2 separate regions of the Homo sapiens genome follow, and region 2 is linked to region 1. A link is a contact called in ENCODE Hi-C or POLR2A ChIA-PET data. All regions are on one chromosome and are shown on one strand. The core of a region is the stretch at or near the end of the contact, and the rest is flanking DNA. Distances in the headings are between cores, read along the strand shown. Region 1 has its middle 50 kb from the start of LINC02325. Region 2 holds the start of LINC02325 (long intergenic non-protein coding RNA 2325).

Evidence for each region. A loop is a pair of places that touch in the nucleus more often than their neighbours do. ChIA-PET counts read pairs that join two places held with the same protein, here RNA polymerase II (POLR2A). Pooled maps may share reads with other maps.
Region 2: a loop to region 1 is called in a map of A673, with 4 times the contacts of the local background. The contact joins the promoter of LINC02325 here to the enhancer-like site in region 1. A Hi-C loop is called at or near these places in 5 of 168 maps with a recorded cell type or tissue (A673, CD4-positive, alpha-beta memory T cell, GM12878 and 1 more), 1 of 37 single-sample maps with no recorded cell type and 12 of 50 pooled maps. POLR2A ChIA-PET finds 5 or more read pairs at or near these places in 9 of 52 experiments (CD4-positive, alpha-beta memory T cell, GM12878, PC-3 and 5 more).

The regions. Positions count from the first base shown.
Region 1 is chr14:97,405,520-97,411,620 of GRCh38, reverse strand. No RefSeq gene overlaps it. Among named protein-coding and RNA genes, the nearest start is that of LINC02325, 50 kb to the left of the region's middle. Within about 2 kb of position 3,245, at least 2 of the 41 ENCODE cell types and tissues checked have a DNase peak (open chromatin) inside an H3K27ac peak, as active enhancers do; they include A673 and GM12878, where a contact is called at or near this core.
Region 2 is chr14:97,455,400-97,461,500 of GRCh38, reverse strand. It overlaps LINC02325 (long intergenic non-protein coding RNA 2325), which reads right to left and starts at 2,685. Exons shown (of 5, transcript NR_110166.1): 1 at 2,574-2,685.

The DNA of each region.
Region 1 (6,101 bases), core at 1,996-4,495:
TCAGGAAAATAATTGGGTTTTCCTTTGAGAAGAGAGAGAAGGGGGAAAAAATCCTTCTTCCTGTGATGTTTTAAAAATTCAAAATTTCCTCATTTATCTCCATGTTAGCTCTAACCACACAGTTGAAAGGTATATTTAGACTGCAGATACTGTATTTTAGAATGTGGAATTTCACGTCCTCTCACTTGGGGGACTTGAAAGAATTGTGCACATTTTGAATAGGCTTGTCTGCAAGTAAGAGGGAAAAGAACTTACCTTGGCATTATACTAGTGAGATTTTGGTTTTTTGCAAGGCATTTAATGTGTCTGTGTATGTGTGAAGGCATGCATTGAAATACAGAGCCAGTTTGTTCACCTTCAATTAAGTTCTCCCTCAAATATACACGGAAGGAAATGTACATATTATATTTTATAAATAATAAGGCTTGGGGGTCAGCTTTCTCATATCTTCACATGGTTGGCCAGATCTTAGTGTGTCTCTCTCTCTCTCTCTCACACACACACACACACCCAGTGAATGGGTAAGGCTTGGTGATTAAGGTCGTGCTGTTTGTTCATCTCTGCCCTGGCTAATGTGATTGAATTGGAACAATACCTTTGAACTCCTTGGCTCTGATCTGCATACTAATTGATCCCAAGTCCTTGACAATGACCTTAGCCGCCATCCACCCATTCCTGCAAAGGCTGCTCGGCCCTACTCAAAAGTTGCTATCAAAATCCAGAAACGACACAGAAAGTCCCTTTATAAAGAGCGTCTTTGAGCAGTGTGTTACTCCCTAGCTCCCCCTGCGAGATGCTTTCAGAAATAAAAAGTATTTGTCCAGGACTGGAAAACAGTTTTGTCGCGGAATGCTCAAATGTCTGTGGAGTAACCGCAAGAGCAAAGGGGGAGAAATTCGGTTGTCAAAACTTACCCTCGTGGTGATAGGTAACATCTTCTCCTAAAATAAAAATCCGTGATGATAGATTCTGTGCAAGATGTTTCCCAAAATTGTCTTTGAGATATCAGAAGCCTGCACATACATCTCACTCTTCTAAAAATCAGTGGACAGGATCAGATCCTGCCTTTATTTAAAATCTGAATTTTTTGTTCATTGTGAATTTTGGTGCATTCATTTTATTTTTTTAAACATTGCATCCAATTATCATTTTTCTTAATTACTGCCTTTTTGGCACTCCATTAAATTTTGCACCCAAGGTGCATGCCTCAATTCTCTCACCCAGATCCCAGCGCCCCCAGCATCTCTGCTGTAGTTTTATAGTCTTAGGAAAGTTCTGAGGAAAGAAATTCGAACAGTGGAAAAAGTATATTTTTCCCAAATTTACACATATTTACCTATAAATTTAAGTGGGCACAAAAACAAGTGAAAGTATAATAATTCATGGGGATTCGCGTATCTCTTTAAGGTAAAAAGGTGCTGACATACGCACACACACAACCACACATCCAAAGAAATTAAAGACAAAGAACCACATTGTTGGTGACTTTTAAAATTGTACTGTGCAGTAATGAATTAACCAGTAGCTAGAAGGTTTCCATTAATAAACCAAAGTTATATTCTTTGTGTGACCTTGAAAACAACAACAAAAAAAGTCTCTTCTGGGGAGAAAATGTATCAAAGGAGTTTATTAAAAGCAATGGTAGTATCAGTCCTAAAGCAAACACTGGAACAAAATAAAAACACAAAAACCTTTTCTCGGATATGAAATCATCGATTATATTGGACTACAGCGTTTTCTTGAAATCTGCCTGAGGGATAAATTGGAGGGGGCCACCCCATTTGGCTGTGAACAGAATAGATGGTGTTACTGGAATAACTACTCAATTAAAATCAGCGACCCCTTGCTCACCTACGCTGGCTTTACCTGGGCCCACCTTGCCGACAGCAAAAGAACACAGGTGCAAAACAAAAAGACCACCGATTTTCTCTGATACCACACCACCACCTGACATCCAACACTCGTCTTCCCGTGATTTAGAGATCAAACACTGGTCCTTGTCAGCCCAGGGCAGCCATGAGTCACAAAACCACGTCCACGGGCGCACACGGCTTCCACGCTTTTTCATTTCAGTAAGAAGACACTTTTCTAAGAACACGGTGTTCTAAAAAAGAAAGAAAAAAACTGTCTGTAATTTGTCATGAATTTCAATTACCAAAAACTTTTGATTTTTTTTCCTCTTTGAAAAAAAAAAAAGATTGGCATACCTCCAGGTTTTAAGAATGTAGTTAATGCAGAGAATGACAGAAAGATAAAGATGTGTGTGTATGTGTGTGCGTGTTTGTGTGTGTAGGAAAAGCTCCGAACATACGCTGTTCATATAGGCCTAGCTGGGTTTTAAGCCCTGAATAAAGGTTCGTGGTGACATGGGTGAGAAAGAGCATTTTGTATTTATGTGGAACGGATTGTTCTGACAGGTTCCACAGCATTTCCCAGAGCCGACATGTCACAAATGTGACTTGTGGCATCCCAGGGCTGCACACACACACCAGGAAGCCGGTTTACACTCACCAACTCACGGCACATAAAGGGTTTTGGAGAGGAAATAAAGACTCATTTTGCAATTGGAAACTACAAGGTTTTTTTTTTTTTTTTCTCCTTTCAGATACACAGAATACTTACCAAACGGGAGCAGAACTTTTTTTTTTTTTTTTTTTTTGAAATGTGCAACTGTGTGAAACTTGTCTGGTTTCAGATTTACACAGAAATTTGGAACCATCTTGTTTTCATCCAAACAAATTCAAACTGAAGAACCTCTTAACTAAGCTGGGAGCATATTTGCACCAAGAAAACTGATGTTCCTAATTCATTAACCTACAAGCATTTGGTACCAGTGGAGCTTACTAAATGTGCACAGCCCAGTGACTTGCTTTTTTGTTCTGTTTTCTTGAGGGCTGACTCTTTACTTGCACTGTCCTAGGTAGGAAGTGGAAGATAAAAAAACAAAATCAGCATGCTATCAGCCTGTTATCTGTTCTTTGGTCTTAAGGAATGATTTCAGGTTTCTGAGGTGCTTGGTATACATAGGTGAAGCTGAATACATGTTTACCGTATAAGCAAATACGTAAAATTAGAACACTTTAAGTTGTAACATGAGACAGTATATAATTAAAATGCCAAACTGAGCGGTCCAGATCATTCCAGCAGGAGTTCAGAGGTCAGAGGAAGCCGCATAGTGAGAATAATCACTCCTTCTGGCACAGCACCAAACAATTTAAAATCAGTTTTGCATCACTGACTACCTCCATCCTCTGTACGGTCCTGCATGCTGGCAATGAGCAAAAAAGATACCATCCCTGTCCTCGTGAGGTTTCCAGTCCAGCCATTGGTGGGGCGGGAGATAATATACAGCATGCCACATGGGGATACACATTATGGGAAAAAATAAATCATTAAAGGAAATGTGGAGTCCTGTGGAGTCCCAGGGTGGCGTGATGTGTTAGTATGACGCACATGGAGGTTAAGAAAGCACTCGTACGGTAGGGGAGGTTTCTGTAAGGATAAAAAGCAGCAAGGGAAGAAGCCACCTGTCTCTCTAGGGGAAAAGAGATCCAAGTAGAGGGAAAAGCAAGTTCAAAGCCTGGGGCAGAGCCTGCTCGGTGTGTTCAGGAAGAGCAGGGGGGACATGTGTTTGGAGCAGAATGATCAAATCAGAGGGAGGCAGAGGTGGGGGAGATCACTCAGGAGCTCGAAGGTCATGGCAAGGACTTCGGCTTTTACACCCAGTGAGATGCAAACCAGCGGACGGCTTTGAGCACGAGAGTGACGTGATCTGAGGCTAAAGATGAAGCTCCCTCCTCAAGGCATTTGGGAAGGGTAAATGCCAAAACGCAGGCTCAACCACCAGTTTAAGAACTACATGTAAATGTGACCTGCATAGGTCGAATGGGAAGCTGTTTCAGAGACTCGAGGCTTTTTTTTTTTCTGTTTACAAAAAGAAGATAAAAAACTATGCAACAAAGATTAAAAAAAAAAAAAAAGACTGGCGTGTTCTCCAGTTTTTCATTACACTCACATGCAATACGTTCATGTATTTTCCGATCTATGATGATGATTTTTAAAAACTACATTAATGCAGTGGAGAGAAGAAAAAAGCAAGAGATCCTTAATGTGCCCACTGTGGACATCCCTTTATCTTCCTCCCAGTACTCCTGGAAATGGCAGCGTTGCTTCGAGGGCCTTGCAACAGGGCACATGTGGAATGAGAGGCTGGCAGTCTCCAGATCTCCAGAGCCCTTACTGCTCCCTGGAACCCAGTCCATCATCAACCTAAAACCAAGTTGGCCAACAGTCCCTGGCTCTGACTCATACCCTTCCATTGAACTGGACAGAACCTCGGTTTACTCATCTGTAAAATGGTAGTGTTAATGTACATTCTGCCTATCTCCAGATCAATGGGGCACCCAGAGGAAATAATTAATATGAAATTGCTTTGGCAGATAGAAATGTAACAGAATATTTATGTAATTATGTATAATTATATTATTAGTTTTTTTAAAACAGGCAGAAATAAGAAAACTACACATGAAAACTAAACAGCCTACATAATCTATGCTGATTATATGTGTACACACACATACATACATACACATATATATACTCACATATACACAAATAATTACAATGCAAATTTTAAAACATATATATACAAAAAAGTTTTAAAAAACTACTTATAGTTTCACCACCCAGAGAAACCAAAATTAACTTTTCATTATATTTTCTTCCAGTTTTTATCTGTTCAGAATATAAATGTAAATATTTGCATAACTATTTTTATATATTTATGTTATTACTAATATATATGTACCTACAATATGTCATGACTAGGCTATGGTATATAACATTAGCCACAGCTCTACGTCATACTATAACCATAGCCTGTAACATAGCATGCCACAGTTATGTCCTATTATAGGTACAGTGTATAATATAATGATAAATTATTTTATGTAGTTATAGAAATACATCTACATATATACAAAATGTAGATTTACATCATTCAATATATTATTGTAAAATTAATACCAATTTTTTTGTTTAAACAGGTAAATCACATATATTGTTTAAAAGAAAAGTCGGCAGTACAAAAGTGAAGTGCACCCTATCACTACCATTTTCCCTTCAAAAAGCAATAGCATTTCCCATTAATAAGTGGTAATACATTGAGCACACTGTTCTGTACATTTTTTTTTTTTGAGACGGAGTCGCTCTCTGTTGCCCAGGCTGGAGTGCAGTGGCATGATCTCGGCTCACTGCAACCTCTGCCTCCTGGGCTCAAGCGATTCTCCTGCCTCAGCCTCCCGAGTTTACAGACATGTGCCACCACACCCTGCTAATGTTTATATTTTTAGTAGAAACGGGGTTTCGCCATGTTGTCCAGGCTGGTCTCCAACTCCTGACCTCAGGTGATCCACCCGCCTCTTCCTCCCAAAGTACTGGGATTATAGGCGTGAGCCACCGTGCCTGGCCTGTACTTTTCTTTTTTTAATTAAAGATGCATCTTAGAGATCATTTCATGACAGCAGATATATACATCTGCTTCTTTCTTTTAGTGGCTGCATGGCATTGCATTGTAAGAATATTTGACATTTTATTTAATCTACAAATGTAAGTTAAATCATTTCCAATTAATCACTATCCTAACAAAGCCACAAAAATCACATTTTTGTGAATTTCTGTAAGTACCTCAAAAAGCTAAAGTGCTAAAGTGGAACTGCCAGGTTAAAGAGTATGAATCATGTCAAGTTTGACACAAACCCCCAATTCGTTTTGCAAAGCCGATGCACTAACTGACCACTCACACATACCACATCTACAAAGTCCATTTTTCCATTCCCCCATTGCCATTTGCATTTTCCTTATTACAAACAAATTGAGAATCTATTTTAAATAGTAATTTGTTTCCTTTTTGCCAATTGTCTACTAAAGTTCTTTCAGTATTTTTCCATTGGATTGTTTTGCAATATTAACAATTTGTAGAAGCTCTTTACATATGAAAGAAACTAGTCTGACATATATCACATAGGTTGCAAGACAGGAGTTACAAATTTATAGAAAGAAAAATCCATCAATCTACTTTTTGAGCTTCTGGATTTTGCATC
Region 2 (6,101 bases), core at 1,436-3,935, 50 kb before region 1:
TGAAAAAGGAAGAAACATCTGGAACATCTGGGTTGAACCACCACAGGGATGATCCCCTTAAATGGTAACTTTTAGTGAAATGGTATTAAAAGTGAATGTCAGTCTCCCATTGCATTTTATTTAGACTTTGAAATATATCGGCCGGGCACAGTGGCTCGTGCCTATAATCCCAGCACTTTGAAAGGCCAAAGTGGGTGGATCACCTGAGGTCAGGAGTTCAATACTAGCCTGGCCAACATGGTGAAACCCCATCGCTACTAAAAATACAAAAATTAGCTGAGCATGGTGGCAGGTCCCTATAATCCCAGCTACTCGGGAGGCTGAGGCAGGAGAATTGCTTGAACCCGTGAGGCAGAGGTTACAGTGAGGAGAAATCATGCCACTGAATTCCAGCCTGTGTGACAAGAGCAAAACTTTGTAAAAAAACCAAACAAACAAACAAACAAAAAACCATATATATATATATATATATATATATATATATATATATAATTACACTTAAACTAAGTGTACAATAAATTATAAATAGAGCCCATCCCAGGATTTCAGTTACCAGCGCCTGATTGCTTTATGATGCTCAGTACAGCACATATTGATGAAGCCCTTCCGACATCACCTGCTGCAATGTGAGCTTTCTGTACATTTTAACACTGGCCATGCTGCTGTAGGGAGGGTTATCATTCAGCCTCGGAGATGCTAAGGGTCACACATCCAACTGTGTAGGCTTTATTTGGACCCAGGACAGATTCTCACCCATGGGCATCCTGTTCACACTTCACCAGGCTGGGCTAATTCTACCCATCTTCTCTCTGCCCTGAAGGACTTATCACATAGTTACACCTATGAGAATTTTCAGCAATCTCAGAATTACTTCCTCTGGAAGTATTTGCAAAAATGGGATAATGGTAGAGGCACTAAAACTGTTCCTACACTATAAAGCCAGCAACTCTCCTGCTTATAAAATGCAGCTGGGGTAGGAATGGTAAGAATAAGATAAAGTGTAAGGTCTTTCACCTCCAAGGCACTTGGACATTATATCTTTAGACTCTTTGTTATATTGACTGCATTACTCCCAAATGCTTTTTAGAGGAGGGGGGACATTTAGAAAAGTGAATTTCTTATGATCAAATCAATATGTTGTGGTTTATGACAATTTTATACATTTATGGCTAAGAACCTATCTGCAATCACTTCCTAGACAAAAGTTAATCATCTTAGAATTTAAAAAAACATAGTTTATTTTTTACACAATTTCTGGGATTGGATTTCCCAACATGCAGCCCAAACACCTGCTCAGAGCACAGGTAAAACAGAAGTCTCACCTCAAAGTCAGCAATTTTTAGAAAAACTTGACATACAAAAAACACATAAGAGCTGTTATGTTGGACATTCTTGCTGTAATGGCTATATATATATATGTAATTATTATTATACACATACACACTCACGTTTTTCTTTTGAGTCAGGGTCTCGCCCTGTCATTCAGGCTAGAGTGCAGTGGTGCCATCACTGCTCACTGCAGCCTCAACCTCCTAGGTTCGAGTGATCTTCCCCACCTCAACCTCCAAAGTAGCTGGGGCCACAGGCACATGCCAACATGCCTAGCTAATTTTTTTTATTTCTTATTTTTGTAAAGATGGGGTCTTGTCACGTTGCTCATGTGGGTCTCAGACTCCTGGGCTCAAGCGATCCTCCTGTCTCAGCCTCCCAAAGTGCTGAAAACTACAGGCGTGAACCACTAAACCTGGCCTGTTATATATTAATTTTAATTTAAAATACCCATGAAAAGGGGAGTAGGTTATTTTCAGTACTTAAGGTCCGAATATCGTGGGCTGCTGGGCTGGGGCTCACGACCCATCCGCAAATAACACAGAGGCAGACACAGAGAAAATCAGACATTGAGGCTTTCCTCACCTGCCTCTGTCTCCCTCCATCTCTGCAACTCTGCAATGCCCCAAGCAGGAGTCTGCTTTTTTGTATAATGGGCAACCCAATCTTGGCAGGAAACCAAAAGTCAATTTCCAGGAAAGGCAGAAAAGAGGGCTATAAAAACTAGAGGACCTCTGTGGCCTTGTGGTCACCTCTCCTCTCTTGCAAAGACACAGCTGTCACCAGAACCCCACGTCTCCACCAGCACAATGCCTCTCAAGATGCTGTAAGCGCCTAGGGAAAGCCAGCCTGCTAAAGGACGCACATGTGCGCACACACACAAACTTCAGGATGGCCATCAATTCAGTTCCTCCTTTACCAAACACTGTGACATGCCTTTCCCCTCTTCTCTCTCTCTCTCTAACCAGCCTTTCTCCCCCACCTCTCCCCCTTCACAACGCCCAGTTTTATTAGTATTATTATTCTCTTAAGTGGCACATGTAGTACCACTTCCTGCTCCATGAGGCCCCGCCGAAAGCGACGGAAGCGCGCCCTCCTCGCCGTGACATCTGTCTTGGCGGCAGCCTCCTCAGGCGGTTCTCTTGGCAGCCTCCACGCTGCCACCAGGCCTGTCGGGTGGCTGTACGGCTGACGGGCTGTCACCGCCGCCTCCTCTTGCGGGCTGCCATTTTCTTTTGATTTACCTTTGATTCGGAGGCATTTGCATGCTTTCATCACTTGGTGGACAAAGTCCTCGGCAAGTCTCCCATGGCTGCTTTCTGTGTAGGCAGCCAGGAAAGGGGCGGATCCCTCTGTGACTTTGCTTTGAGGTGTAAATGGAGGCCCGGCTGGCCTATGTCACGGGGAGCCCGGAAGCGGGTGTAGACTGTCACTTCCCAGCTCCCCGGGAGACGCTATGTAGTTGCTCCTCGCTTTGGCTAGGGAGCTGCTTCGCCAGTGACAAGTGTCCCCCGTGTCAATTAGTTTATTAATCACCCAGCTAGACAACTTGGTAATGTGGTAATTTCAGGGTTAGGCTGCACCGAGTTCTTCCTTTTCTGGCTGGGCATAAGAGCTCGTTAAAGGACTTCCCCTGCTCTCCAGAAAACTCTTTCTCTGCCTTTGTGCATATCCCAGTGAAGCCATTCAAAACTGCAACTCCTCTTCCCCGGCGTGCGGACAGGAGGGAGGACAGGGTTAAATTGCTAATCGAGGTTTCGTGAGGTCTGCCAGAGCCGAGTCTCCAACACTTACATCTGTTCAACAATTATTACAGCATTTTTGTCATAAAAAATTCAACACCCTGAGTGTCGTGCTAGCAAAACCTGAAAATTTATGCAGTGAATAGAATAGCTAATTTCTCTGAGGAAATGCAGGAGGAAAATTACAGATTTTACTTAAATTCCAAACACCAGAGTGCACACATCTGACGCCCTCTTTGGATTTTTTGTCAACCACCGGACCGAAGACGCCTTCCCGTCCACCAGGAAGCGGGGAAGACCCTGGACACATGCTCTGACCTTGGAAGAAGCCGTACTGTGAAACTCCAGACTGATCTATGCACCCACCCAGAGTGTCTCTAAAAGACCTCTCTCCCAATTAAATCCATGCGTGGTACAGAGTCAGACTTCGATTCCGGAGCGAGGTTAGCGTGATTGGTTTGCGTTTTTCCCACTCCCTTCTTCCAATTTGCCCCCCACGCCTTTAAAACAGCTCCTTGGAGAAAACAGAGGGGATGGAGAAGAGCCCCGACAGCATCGAGAGTCTTAAATCTCCTTAATTCATTCTAATGCTGTTTGATGCTTGCAACGGCAGCATTGGAGTTTGCCTCTCTGCTCCATAAAGGTCTGGAATATGGATTTTATGCTAAAACTAAAGCTGTCTAGTTAGGATGCCAGCAGAGTGGAACAATATGCTACAGGCGATCCTCAACTATTCTCCAGGGCCGGAGCCTGACTTCCCGACTGGGTGTTTGTTACCTTAATCATCATTGCAGCGGGATGAACAGGAATTTCTTGCACTGCCACCACAGTGGCACAATTAACGTTATCCGAATTTTCAGAGATTCTACTGCAGAGAGAGGATACTTGCTCCCCTCTGTTAGTGACTGCTCCAGGGTCCCTGTTTATTTTCCCTAGAATGAGGTGGTCAAAGGAACCAGCTGCCCTCTGCCCACTTACTCTGTCTCATGACAGCTCAGCATGGTAAATATTTTCTCTGTAGGGTCTCACATCTCCTGACCATCTCACCTCAGGGCTGGGGAGCACAGCCACACGCCAAGAGCAGAATCCATCACTGGCATTTATGTCTTAATAAAAGCGTGTGCCATTTTCAGATAAAGTAAACACTGCAGCCATTTCCTCTTGCCAGTAGAGGTTTTTCTCTCTTTCCTTCTGAGTCATACCCTTCTAGAAGGTGCAATGTGCCTTCAGAAGAACCCAAGGAGGCTGTGATTCAGAGGTTCCAGAAACAGACACAGCTCTCCAGGCCCTGTGAGTGGCAGTGACAGAATGAGGAGTCCTCCACCCCCTGCAGCCCAGCTATGCCTCAGGCACAGAGCACCCACCAGAAGGAGGATCAGCTCCACCTGGCTCCCAGGCAAACCACGTCCCCAGGCACTGGTGTCACGGCCCAGGTGCTGCCTCTGGCTCTGTCCCACATGGAGGCCTCCCAGTGGGTCACATCCCAGCACAGTCCTCCTGCCTGATATCACCCCCAATCTGTCCTGGGGCTGGAGAGCTCTGAGGAGGGGACCTATGAGTGCAGTGTTTGCCGGCCAGGGCAGAGCCTAAGTGACCCCATGTGAATCCTACTGTGACCCTGCATGGAGACAATCAGAAAAATAACACAGACACGAGCCACAACCACACTGCTGTCAGAACGTCCCAGGCTCTCGTCCCAAGCACTTTGTCTGGCTTAATTTTCAGAACCGCCCTGTAAAGTACATATTATCATTCCCTTTTTCTTGCTGATGAGTCCAGAGTTCAAAAAGATTAAACAAATTCGCCAAGACTGCCCAGCAAGTAACCAGTAGGGCCAAGATCAGATGTCAGACAGGTCAGATGCAGAGCCCCTGCCCTCTCCACCGTGCCACCCTGCCCTTGAGGCAGCTTTCCATTTGAGAAGTAAGTTTAGCACGAGATGCACGACAAAACTGGTAACAGGGCAGACCTGAGGAATGAGGTATGTCTGCATGTGGGGGGGACCATGCCTGTGCAGCCTGCTCTGCAGAGGAGAAAGGTGGAGACAAACCAGAAGGAATGGGGACTTAGCTTGACTTGAGAGAATTAGGCTTTGAGAGGCATCACTTCCAAGAAACGGTTCTATTGCCCTCTTCCTCCTCCATAGCTGTGGTTTTCTAACCATGTATCCCATAGAAGAGAAGTTTGAGGTCCATCATGGTGGAAATGGTGCTGCAAAGCTCCCTACAACTGCAGCATTGATCTTCTCTGATTTATGTTACATGACAGATCTTGATGTCCAGGCCGCAGGAACATCCACCCCAGCGAGATCCCTTTTCTCGACTTCCACCAGCTGTTTGCCAGGAAAGAAGGTCTCAGAGCCACGCTGTATCCTGACTGCCTCTACAGCAGGTACCTTGTACCTCCACAGCAACACAAAAGGATTGTTTCTGTTTCCACACATACCTCATGTCATTTGTTGCCACATAAATTCTCCCTAAGCATAGTGGCTGAATGAAAGCAACTAGTATGTATTGCCCCACAGCTTCATAGGTCAGGAATATTTGGGCACAGCTTAACTGAGTCTTCTGTTTCAGGGTCTCCCGCAGAAGGTAGCCAAGGTGTTATCAAGGGCTGCAGGCATCTAAGGCTTAACTGGGAACAGAATCTGCTTCTGAGCACACTCACGTGGTTGCTGGCAGGAATCAGCTCCACAAGGACTGCTGGACTAAAGGTCTCAGTTCTTCACCAGCTGGGAATCATCCCCATTTGCTTGTCCTATGGCCCTCTCCATAGGGCAGGTCCCAACAGGACAGGAGGATTCATCCTTGTAAGCAAGCAAGGAAACAACAGGAGACAGGTTGCACTCAGGACAGAAGTCATATCTTTTATAAACTAATCTCAGAAATGATATCCCTTCCCTTTTCACATATCCTGTTAACTAGAAGTGGGTCACTAGGTCCAGCCCACGTTCAAGAGAGGTGCTCACACAAGGATGTGAATACCAGGAGGCAGAGATCTTGGAAATCACCTTACAAGTTGTCTACCTCA